3 separate regions of the Homo sapiens genome follow, and regions 2 and 3 are each linked to region 1. Evidence: chromatin contacts called from ENCODE Hi-C or POLR2A ChIA-PET data. All regions are on one chromosome and are shown on one strand. The core of a region is the stretch at or near the end of the contact, and the rest is flanking DNA. Distances in the headings are between cores, read along the strand shown.

Region 1 (3,533 bases), core at 381-2,880:
ATTCTCATCACAAAGGAAGATGTTACTGTGAGGAAGGATTCACTGTCTGGGACTATGAGCTTTGTAAGAAAACAGGGGCATGAGCTTGAAACCAAACTTGAAATTGAAAAATAAAAAGCAGCAGCTAGACATTCACTACCTCAAAAATAGAGAAAAACATATTGACCTTCTGGTTTTGAAATTGTTTAATAACTGGAAACTAGTTTCAAACTTGAATTTGGCATAGTTTTAAGAACTCAGTCAAGAGGAATACAAAATCCTATTTTTAAAATACAGCTGTTACAGTTTTAAGGCAACACCATCAATCTGCAGTGGAGGGAAACATACAAAGTAAATGTACTTTAAATGTTTTATAACTAATGTATGTATGAAGTAAAATATAAAGAAAATTCATATAGTTTTAACAATTGCAGAGTAATAAAAACATCCATTTTTAAGGATTACGGAAAATATTCAGGTCATTATTTGTCCAACTCAACCAGTTAATTATGTGAATGTCGATTTCAAAATACCCAACTGGAATCTCAGGGGATATGTGTGAGTGTTCTATCCCATGACTCTTTATAATAATAAAAATAAGCAAAAAGTAAATACAATTTGGGTTAAATAGCTTTCCTCTTTCCCTTGGCCACTCGGGCCTTCGTTTTGTTTAATTAATCTGTTCATTTCTGGTGAGACCATCTCTTGGCAATGCTTTGGGATACTTAGGTTTCCTGGAGTACAGAAGAATAGTCCATGTGGTTTCATATTGAATTGTGAGGTTGGAGGTGGGCCTGCTGCAGTCGTTCTGGACACATTCCCCCTCCTATCTTGTGTGCGATACGAGATTTGATAAGCTTTTAAGCAGCTTCTGCCTGTTTTCAGCATCTGCAGTGCATCACCTTTCTGGCTGGACTCACCAGCTTAGAGAAAGCAAACGACTTAGAAAAACCACAAAGCACAGTGCAGGTGCCCCACTGGATGCGGGGACACATTTTTGCAGTTATCTGCTGCTATGTTGGGTGTTAACTTCTGTAACTGAATATTTAAGCCTGGGAACTTGCTTGTTTTTCGCCCTCACATCGGGCATTCTCCGGCCCTTCCCCTGGAGGGTGAATTGTGCGGGTGGGGTGGGGTGGAGGGAGAGGAGCGCGAAAGCAAGGATGACTGCCCACCTTGGATGCCTTTTCCAGCACGATGCTCTGACTAATGAGCAGAGGCCACTGCTGAAGAGCAAGGCTGGGTCTCCTTTTCCAGAGACTGAGCCCATTACCCTCTCGGCCCCACTAGCCTGCAGGCACCAGCCTGCCTCCCAAATGGATGACTTCCGGCTCGCCATGCCGCTCCCAGTCCTAGTGCCAGTGGCCGTGAATAACCTTGCTTTTGTGTGTATTTATTTTATTTTGAATTTCTCCACCCTGGATCTTTCCACCTCCAAACCCCACCCCCTGCTTGCCGGCCCCATGTGGTGATGTTTCTTGAAATGTTAGATTCTTTCTTCCTCTATCCCCCCCTCCAGTTCTGGAAGCATTTTGTTTCTGTACTGCTTTGTGAAACTGGTGCTGAGTCCAGATCCTTGGGGCTTTAAAGTTGAATTAATTATTAAACAGGAAGGGAGCAGTACTTTCAGCAGGCGCCAAGTGACTATACTTAAACTGCAACCTGGCACTGGTTTTCCCACCCTTGTGCTGTGGTTTGCTGAAGGCAACTGGAGATTTTTATTCTAGTTTTAATCAAGCATTTCTGTAAGTTTTCAGGCAGTTAAGATTTGGCAGCAAAGGGCTGGGAAGTCAGTCTTCATCACCTCCTGACCAGTTTGGCCAAAGAAAAAATTAAAACAAAATCAGAAATACTTTCCCAGTTCATAAATCAATCTGAAATTGCCCACTCTCTACGGGTTGCTTTTCCTGAGGACAGGGTGGGCTTTTCTCTCAAATATATGTATATTTTTTATTGATCAGCTTCCATTTGTAGAGAATGGTGCTTTTCAAATAAAACCATCAGAACACTGGCTTTAGTTGCTGTGCGATTGTTATAATCATTGCTTTAATTTAGGGGCTATGTTGAAGATATGAAACCCTGTATTTAAAAATATACTCAGGGAGGGTGGGTGCAGTGGCTCATGCCTGTAGCCCCAGCACTTTTGGAGGCCAAGGCAGGAGGACCGCTTGGGACCAGGCGTTTGAGTCCAGCCTAGCCAACGTAATGAGATCCCTATCTCTAAAATAATGAAAAATCAGCCAGGCACGGTGGTACACCTGTAGTCCTAGCTACTCAGGAGGCTGAGGCGGGAGAATCACCTGAGCCCAGGAGTTTGAGGCTGCAGTGAGCTAGGATATTGCCACAGGACTCCAGCTGGGGCAACAGAACAAGGCACTGTCTCTAAAAATAATAACAGTAGTAATAAAGTAAAAATAAAAATACATATGAAGACACACAGCAGAATTTCTTACTTTTCTGAGGCTAGGCATTCATGCTAGAAATTCGCAACTCAATGGAGTTGGTGGGTCAGCTTAGCCCAGATACTGAATATAGGCATCCTCACAGAGCTATATGAATGAGACAGTGGCCATGTTTTAGAGAAACCCAAAGCCTTCCTAAAGGTATCAAACTAATACCCTTAAATGACAGCAAGACGCTTTCTGGAGGCTGCCCCTGCAGCGGGCTGGCCCTCTGATTTTCCCCTGGCTCCTGGTGTTTGGTGGTGGGCCTTTCCCAGTCTTGGCTGACTGCTCTGCAGGAAGCTCGCTAGGAAATGCTCTGCTCAGCTCCATTAAGTCTCACCCTGTAGCTGAGCAGCGGTGCAGGCTGTCAGGGTGGGGAGGGAGGAAGAGCTATCTGGGTGCAGCTGGGTGCGTAGGCAGGAGTGTGAAGCAGCCTCAAGAGGAAAGAGAACAAAGATTTGGTTAAAAATTTAGATTCATGCATATAAATTTGGAACAGGGCAAAAAAAAGTAAGCCCAACGCACACAACCCTCCCGCACCCCTCCCAGTTGGCTTGTGATGAAGTGTGCATGTGAGAACAGCTCAGAACCGAAACACCGTACAGTCATGTCACCCCTAAGAATGTGCTGGGAAACCTTGCAACAGATACATCCTTAGAACTTTTAAAAATGAGAGATATTCTGTGAGCCTTCAGTCCAAATACTATTTTTTGGACTTATTTTCCATTCAGGAATTTAAAAAAATATATTCTTGCTGACAATTCTTAACTTTAAAAAATATTAAACATTTTAATCATACATATAATATATGTCTTCACTGTGTAATTTCCATCAGTCAATAGATTTAATTATAATAAACAAATAAATGTACTTACAATAAGCAAAAAACTGTGGTCCACTGGCTTATTGAAAAAGATTAGTTAGAAGAAACCAGATAAATTCACACTTCTAGGAATTTAAGCTCAAAATTTCAAGCACCTCTATTTTTTTCTGAATTGTCACCTTTTCCAGGGACTGATCCTTTCTCAATAAATCATCCTCTGACCTTGGTGTTGAGATTGTCATGGGGCTTCCACTCTCAGGATGTCAAGTTTGGTCATATTCTTTAGG
Region 2 (3,979 bases), core at 566-3,065, 67 kb after region 1:
CGATTACCTCCCATGACCACTGGCTCTCACGGTGGCTGGGAACCCTGGCGGGGAGGCCTGCGCCTCCTCAAGCTCCAGTCCCTCTGGATGGGTGAGTCCCTCCGGTGCCTTTGTCCTGTGTCCAACTTCCTTTGTCCTCTCCAGAGGTCTCTCCTGGGCTTCACCACTGGTCATGGTCCTCCAAACAGCAGCTCCCAATCCCCAGGACAGTTCTTCAGGACACTACCCCTTCCTCCCAGGAGACCCGCAGGTTTCAGCTCTCCTGGGGCCACTGCTGGACCAAGTCCTCAATTGCTTCCTTGCCATTATCCTCTTTGAACTCCCTCTCTCTCCTCTAAAAGCCCCTCTGGCTGCAGACTCCTTAATTGCGTGGCTGTTCCTTTCCAGAAGCAGGTGCGCCTGCCTCGGGCCTCTTCGGACTTTCCATCACAGGCCAAAGGAAAACCAGCGAGAGCTTGCATGACACCGGGTCCGTATTAAGACAGGCGCAAAACGATCCTTCCTCTTCTGTGCGCCTTAGGGAACGCCCGAAGGCATGCAAGGCTGGGGCTCAGGGGAGGGTCCCCGAGCGGGCAGTCAGGGCTGCCCTCAGGCCCTGGGCAAGGAGGTTTCCGGAGGCCCCTCAGTTCTCGAGTGTGTGTGTATGTTTTTGGTGGTGGTAATTGGGAAGCAGGGGGTCAAGACCCAGGAGTGCAGAGAGTGGGAGAGAGGATCTCCTCCGCCCATCCTGGGCTCCTGTCGGGCCTAACCTCCACCCAGCGTCAACTTTTTGCTGCTCCCGTTAGATGGCGCCCAAGACTTTCTAACCACTTGTGAAAGTGCTCCTGGCCCGGAACAAAAAGAACCGTGGGGTGTGAGTATGAGTGTGTGTGAGTGCGAGTGCGCGCGCGGGGCTGGCCACAGGGCACAGGAGTTGCCTGGCACTACGCGTGGCCCCGTCGCGGGTCGGGTCGGGCCGGCCCAGGGCTGGGGCGCGCTCACGGGAGGAGCTGCGCGCGGCCGGCGGAGAACTTTCTTCTTTTCCCTTCGCTCTCCCTCTTGAGCGAGCGCCTAGGCCCTGGCCACTCTCCCGGAGAGAAGCCGGGCGACCCGGCCGCGGGCTCAAGCAGCCAGCGCCGGCTGCAAGTGACCGCGGTGCGCGGGCGGAAAGGGGTCCCGGACGTGCGGGTCGGAGAGCTGGGACGCACACGACAGCCCCTTTCTCTGCCCTTACTTACCGGCCCAGCGCTCACAGCCGCTGCCCTGTTTTTAAGAGAATGGCGCAGGTGCAAGTTTGGTTGTTGCGGTTTTAGCCGCTCCAAGGAAATTGTTCAGTGTAAGGTTACCTAAGCGTACTGCGTGGGCGTGTTTCCAGAAACAAAGGGCAAACTTTCTCGCTCCCAAAGCCAGTGAAGTTAAACAGACTCCCTTATGAAAAGGCCCTTGGGGACCCTAGGGCGTCAGATGCGACAGCTAATTTTAAAATAACTGTTTAACAGGTGATTAGGGAGCGCGCTTTCTCTCCACCACCAAGTTCACCTCTTCTCCAAACCCCTCTAAAATAAGTGACTTGACGATAGGTGATCCCATTCCCTAGTCCTCTCCTTAATGCCAGTCTGGAGGCGCACTGTCAAGAAGGGATGCGTCTCCTCGCCCTTGAGAACCAGCGCGGAGACCTTCTTTTGTGCCTCTCCTTGGCTGTGAACTTTCCCGCGCGGTAGGTTCTCCTTTAAGAAAGTAGCATCCCTATGAATATTTAATGCTGCACGCGGGCCGGCGGGGCGGAGGGGAGCCCGCGGCCTGGGTTTCCGCGCGCGCCGAGACCCGGGCGCAGAGCGAGTGCGTCCCCACCAGCCTGGCCGCCGCGGGAACTCGGGGACCGGGAGGGCGGGGGTTAGCGGGAGGAAAGGGTAAGCTGAAGAGGGGCTGGGAACGGGAGGGAGGCTCGGGGCGAACGGGCCGTCGCGTTCATTTCCATAAGAAAGCTGAAATCGCAGTTGGAAGCAGGATTTCTCGCCCCTGCAGCCCTTCCCCCATACCCGGTTTTCTGCAAGAAGCGGGCTCCAGAGCTCAGAGCCCGAAGTGTGTGCTCTGGTCTTTGATGATGTTGATAAAATGTGGTTTCAAATGTTGTCCCGAAGAGGCCGGTTTCCTGTCTGTATGTGGAATGGAAGGACCGTGCCGGGTGAGTCCAGAACGCCGGGGAGCGGACAGGAGGAGCAGGGCTGAGGAGAGGGAGGGCGCAGCCGGCGGGCGCAGGGCATCCCTGCAGGGGAAGTTCTCCAGGGGGTTTTGAAAGGGGGAGCCAGGTTGAAGCCAAGTTTCCCGAGCAAGGAAGAGTGTGTGTGTGTGTGTGTCTGTGTGTGTGTGTTCGGGGGTGGGGAGCGCGATGAGGGAAGACGTCACGAAAGCCCCAGAACCCAGGCGGCCCGCGCGTGGGAAGGTCTGGCAGGTCTTGTCACCTCCCTCTTCAAAGAGCGGGGGAAACTTTCGCTGGCCGTCGCTGACCCTCTTCCTGCGAAGGAATAAAGTGAACTTGCCCAGATACTGGATTCCACTGGCGGTTCAGTTGTTGAGTTCTTTCTGCGTTCGCATTGAGCATTGAGTTTCTTTTTGACTTGCAGTGTGAACAGCAGCCATGTGACCTCAATTCTATATCACATATATATACACACACACCTCCTAGGTACTTTATGATCCCATCTGGAGAAATTAAAGCCCAGATCTGTAATGTTTATTCTTAGATAGTTTACCAAAAGCAGGGGGGAAATGTGTGAGACACATGTCTGCAAATATAACAAAAGTACTTTCCCTTATGCTTGAAAAGTTGCCTGCAAATGGCTGGCTTCCGTTTACTGACTGCACCACCTGTACCTCTCCATGAAACTAAATGGAATCAGGAATAAAGCACCAATCAGATCAAGCAATTAAATACCAATTATGACTATTAATGACTTTATTACTAATGACTGGAGTTGAGGACTCCAAACCCAAATGAGGTAATCAAGCTGTTTTAAAATTCTGCTACCTAATATTTTTACCGCACTCCTTCCCCAAAATAGGAGGTTAAAAAAAAACAGGTAATGTTTTCAAAGAGTTCTCCAGTAGGTATTCATGGTCAATGTTGAACTTATTTTTCTCAGAAAGTTTATTGCTACTGCTGGTAAATAATGGAGTCTTCCTTTCTGGCTCTGCCAAGTTACGCAAAGTGTAACTGATGATGGTGGTTACACAATATATGGTACTTGGTTTGGATGCAGAATTGGGATGGAGCAGGGGTGCTTTCTGTCTTCAATTACTCTGATAATCCGGCAGACCCTAGACGATTTTAAGGAACAAGTGTTTTAATTCTTCAGATGGGGTAATGGCTATTGGGATGTTTGGAAGGTGAGGAAATGAAGAATGGGGAACCCAGGCAGCAAAGAGAAAGAAGGAATTGGGCCTATGTTTTGAATTTTCTTTTTGCTCATGGGTTGAAATGCCTTTAGCTTGTCATAAGCTAAGTGACTGAAAAGAAAAGGTTACTGAGAACGGTATATTGGTGTAAAGGCTACTGTGTAGCTGGGTTTATTTATTACTGAAGATGATTTGCCAACCCTCCTTGCCTCTTGATTGACACCCCTTCTTATCCCAAATGGAAGTCCCTGTTCATTCTGGGATAGGAGGAAGAGGCCTGGAGGGAGGAAGGGAATAAATTTCTGCTGCAGTCCATGAGAAGAAAGGAGGGGGCAGTTAGTAGGGATTCTTTAGTCACCATGAAGCAGGCAGGCTAGGCAGCTGGGCACTTGGAGGAGCCAGCAGTTCATCTTGATGTAGGTCATCTCTGCTCATTGTCCCATAGTTTAGCTCTTCAGGACACAAGGAGTGTTTGGAACAATGAACTTCAAGTCCCTGGCTTGGGATATTTCCCCTTCACCTTCCTCCTAGGTAGAAGCCTACAGCAGCAGCAGCAGCATCTGGTTCTGATGTGTTTACCGGGCTGGTATGGAAATGCCCAGGC
Region 3 (4,056 bases), core at 647-3,146, 98 kb before region 1:
GACTTTAAATTGTTTACTTCACAGTGCCTGGCTCAGGTAAAGTGCTCAGTAAACATTTGCCATATGGGGGAAAGAGGTTGTTTCAAGAATGGTCAAGGAGATGAAAATTAAAGTAACAGGAGAAATCATTCTTCATCCATTTTACTAAACCAGTACTTAAGAACTAGACCAGATGTTTACTGAAACTTTATTAGTGCAAAGAAAGTAGAAACAAAGCAAATGTCCATCAATTGTTACATTAACTTTGATATATTCTTATCATGGAATAGTATGCAGCAGTTAAAAATGCTTTTAAAAACATAATAGGGGACCCTGAAGGATTTCTACTTTACAATATACTGCATATGTACAAGAGAAAAGCAGAAAGTAAAATGCAATCAAATATGGTACCATTTTTTGTAAAGTACACCTGTGCATGTATGTTTATGCATGATTATAAGAACATGGAAAAAACATAGAAGAATAGATACCAGGAGGGACAGAAAGTTAGCCATCCCCCAATACATACATTAAATGTCAACAATAAAAATACTCTGTATGATATAGTCCCTCTCATAATCATGCGTATGTAGCAAAGATATACTCAAAGAGATGCATGAAAAAATAAAAATTTCTAGCACATTTTCCAGTAAGAAAAAAAAAAAAAACAAATGTCCACATGAATAGATAGAATGGACTGGTTGATCTAGATTAAAATATAAAGGAAAGAACATACAAAAAGATGTTTTTTTTTTTAAATATAGTTTTTAAAGTATGGTATTTGACTTTCCTGCAATAATTGGTACTTGTTATCACTCTCCCTCCTTGAAACATTCACCTGTTTTCCATGACACCACACTGGCTGGTTTCTCTCCTGCTTCTTTGGTCCCTCATTCTCAATCTCTTGAGGCCTCTTATTTCTTATTTGTCCTTCAGGGCCCTGTCCCTCTGCCTACTCCTCAGTACACTCTCCCTAGGTAATTTAATTTGTTTACAAGGCCTCAGTTACCATTTACAAGGTAACAGGGCATTTCGAAATCAGTTCTCCTCCTGAGCTATACACTTGACTATCCGTAGACCTACTGGAAATCCCAGATGCCTAAAAACATAATCCCATACTAAACTCGTTTCTTCCCTCTCAAATCTTTTTCCTGCTCTGAGATCGCATGTCAGTAAACTGGCATCATCAGCCATCCAGCTGTTGACTCCCCACTTCTCCCTGGATTAAACGAAACGTACAAGTTCTGGCCTGCATCTTTCCATAGAGGGGGATTCGGGAAAATTAAGAAGCCAGAAATTGCGCATATTGAAGGCACTTTCAAAAAGTCACTGTCCTCTACACAACGTGACTTTCTCCATTGTCTTCCAGGCACCTGCAGGAATCCAATTCCCATCATTCTTCTCTGGCGCGGCCCTCCTCCTCCCTAGACAGCAGGGCAGGGTAGGACTGGACCCAACACAGACCTAGGCACCGACCCTTACTTAGCTCAGCAGCCAAATGAAGGAGGAGGTCGCTCCACTTCTACCTTCAGGTAAGTTCCCCTCGCTGCACCCCGCAAAAAAACAAGTAACAACCTCTAGAGCGGCTACTGCACGCCAATACCCACCTCCTCCCCCCCAACCTCAGACCTCCACTAAATACCTAAGATCCTAGAGTCCCTGCCTGAAGGCACGCGAGACGCTGGGGGAAGGTGTCCGCGCTGGCTCCACATCCTCGCGCGGCAGAGGTAAGCCGCTTCCAGTCTTCCCAGGCCTTACCTGGGATCTGACATTTGTTTGCAACTCAGGGGCCGCGGTTTTCCAGAGGCCTTGCTTCCGGGCGAGGCTACCCCTACCCCAGAGAAGAAGCCGGTACGAAACTGCTCCGCCGTAGGACACACAGGGCGCCGCCATGTTAGCTGTGGGAGCTCCAGGACCGGAGGGGTGAGGGGGCGGGGCCTAGAGACGGCGCAGGCGCTAATGGCGCGGGGTTCCAGAGGCTGTCCTGTGCAAGAGCTTCTCGGGCCTTTGGATCAGGGGGCGTGTCCCGCGATCCGCGACAGCTCGTCGCTGATTGGGTGCATGGTGTCCGCGGGGCGTATCCGACTCCACCCCTGCTCGGTGTCGACCTCAAGAAGGATCGCTGGTGGGTCGTTTTTCTCGGCCTCTTTCTCTTCACGTCCTGAACTCAGTCTCTTCGGGACTCACTTCCACGCTCTCCTAGTCTCTTTGGCACTCACATCCACGTGGCGCTTTAGCCAGCCCTTCCTTCCCAGCCCCCTTGCTGCACCTCGAGCCGGCTCTTCCTCCACCTGGGCAGGGCGGCCGGGGCCCCAGATGCGCTCCAAGCCTTGATTCCTGTCTGCCTTATCCTAGTAGGGGTTTTCCCCTCCTCTAACTTTCCACGTTCGTCTGGTTCCAAGTCAAGACTCTCCTGCAGCAACTGTCAAGCCCCTCTCGGTTCCCTGGCACTCTCCTGCGTTGTTTCTTAACTGTATAATGCACAGGATAAACCTTAAACCGGTAAGGTCAAACACTACCTTTCTCGTTTTTGCACGCCCCTCCCTAAGCGTTGGTACTAAGCCTTACTTGAAACCCAATCAGAACTGATTAATTGTTGAATAGAGATGAGTATGTCTTGCTTTCTGAAACTTGCGTGCTCCTGGCAGTTAACTCCCAGGTTGCTTTCTACGAAACACATACTAAATGATGTAGTAACGCACTTTAAAAGGGTTTACACACACTTAGATTTGAAGGGTCAGTAAAAGTAAAACACACAGAAAATCTGAGATCATACAAAGTTGTCAAGCAAATAAATGCCGTCTACTATCACCATCATTTCACGAAACAGAACTTTTTAGCATTAAAAAGGTAGAATGGCAGAATTTCACAATAAAGAAAAATCTTTTAAATGGAATACATTTACTTGTATAAAATGCTCATCCTGTTGTTCTTTTTGTTATTAGCTTTTAGACTAGCAAAAGATATCTTGAGAAATTGGCAGAGGTCGGAGGACTAAACTCTGATTTTTTTATCTTGCCCAAGATTCCTATCTACAGGATTTGGGGAGTCATGCCCTACAAATCATAAATTCTTATTAGATGGGTTTTACTTAACCCTATATATGGTGACTTACTTTCCAACCTGACTCTGGCATAACATTACAAGACAAGGAAGAAAATCAAAATATTTTACCCCAAAACATGTTTCTTTGCCATATCTTGAAATGGCCCTGCAAAGCTGTCCTTGGAGGGGTGGGATATGCATCTGTAAAGAATCTGTATTAACATAGCTAGATCTTTTTCTTCCAGACCCTCCCAATCCTAAAGAGATTAACTAAGATCTGAATAGGAAACATTTGTCATCCATTGTCTCTAAGGGCAGCCACTGTAAGACTTACAGAGAACTTTGGTCTCCACAATCTTTATCTTAAACTGAACATTCCCTTTCTATCAGTCCCAGGTCTTTCTGGACCAAACCAATGTATTTCTTAAATGTGTTTGATTGATGTCTCATGCCTCCCTAAAATGTATAAAATCAAGTTGCGCCCTGACCACCTTGGGCACAAATTCTCAGGACCTGCTGAGGACTGTGTCATGGGCCATGATCACTCATATTTGTCTCAGAATAAATCTCTTCAAAATATTTTACAGAGTTCGACTCTTTTTGTCAACGGATGGATAAACTAGCATTTGGGAATCAAGACTTTATTTATTTATTTATTTTATTTATTTTGAGATGGAAGTTCGCTCTTGTCGTCCAGGCTGCAGTGCAGTGATGTGATCTCGGCTCACTGCACCTTCTGCCTCCCGGGTTCAAGCGATTCTCCTGCCTCAGCCTCCCGAGTAGCTGGGATTATAGGTGCCCACCACCATGCCCAGCTAATTTTTGTGTTTTTAGTAGAGACAGGGTTTCGCCGTGTTGGCCAGGCTGGTCTTGAACTCCTGACCTCAGGTGATCTGCCCGCCTTGGTCTCCCAAAGTGCTAGGATTACAGACGTGAGCCACCGCTTGCAGCAGAGAACCAAGACTTTATAGCTCATTAAAATAGATGTCTTTAAACAGCAGTTCCTACACATTGTGAGATTATTTAAAAATT

The links. Hi-C counts contacts between places; a loop is a spot of excess contacts on that map. ChIA-PET counts read pairs that join two places held with the same protein, here RNA polymerase II (POLR2A). Pooled maps may share reads with other maps.
Region 2: a map of head of caudate nucleus shows a loop between it and region 1 (4-fold over the local background). The contact joins the promoter of LINC01159 here to the enhancer-like site in region 1. A Hi-C loop is called at or near these places in 7 of 168 maps with a recorded cell type or tissue (DLD1, astrocyte of the cerebellum, dorsolateral prefrontal cortex and 3 more) and 6 of 50 pooled maps. POLR2A ChIA-PET finds 5 or more read pairs at or near these places in 2 of 52 experiments (H1 and OCI-LY7).
Region 3: a loop to region 1 is called in a pooled map, with 4 times the contacts of the local background. The contact joins the promoter of MRPS9 here to the enhancer-like site in region 1. A Hi-C loop is called at or near these places in 2 of 168 maps with a recorded cell type or tissue (dorsolateral prefrontal cortex and posterior cingulate gyrus), 1 of 37 single-sample maps with no recorded cell type and 7 of 50 pooled maps. POLR2A ChIA-PET finds 5 or more read pairs at or near these places in 2 of 52 experiments (GM10248 and OCI-LY7).

The regions. Positions count from the first base shown.
Region 1 is chr2:104,937,773-104,941,305 of GRCh38, reverse strand. All of the region lies in intron 2 of MRPS9-AS2 (MRPS9 antisense RNA 2), which reads left to right. Among named protein-coding and RNA genes, the nearest start is that of DALIR, 32 kb to the right of the region's middle. Within about 2 kb of position 1,630, at least 3 of the 41 ENCODE cell types and tissues checked have a DNase peak (open chromatin) inside an H3K27ac peak, as active enhancers do.
Region 2 is chr2:104,870,431-104,874,409 of GRCh38, reverse strand. It overlaps LINC01159 (long intergenic non-protein coding RNA 1159), which reads left to right and starts at 1,815. Exons shown (of 2, transcript NR_110373.1): 1 at 1,815-2,164. It also overlaps a transcript of POU3F3 not described here. RefSeq lists a silencer at 994-1,103 and an enhancer at 1,409-2,134.
Region 3 is chr2:105,035,909-105,039,964 of GRCh38, reverse strand. It overlaps MRPS9 (mitochondrial ribosomal protein S9), which reads right to left and starts at 1,896. Exons shown (of 11, transcript NM_182640.3): 1 at 1,738-1,896. The coding sequence starts at 1,872. MRPS9-AS2 (MRPS9 antisense RNA 2) reads left to right here and starts at 1,469. Exons shown (of 3, transcript NR_110603.1): 1 at 1,469-1,511. RefSeq lists enhancers at 914-1,856, 1,610-1,939, 2,110-2,159, 2,210-2,259, 2,280-2,489.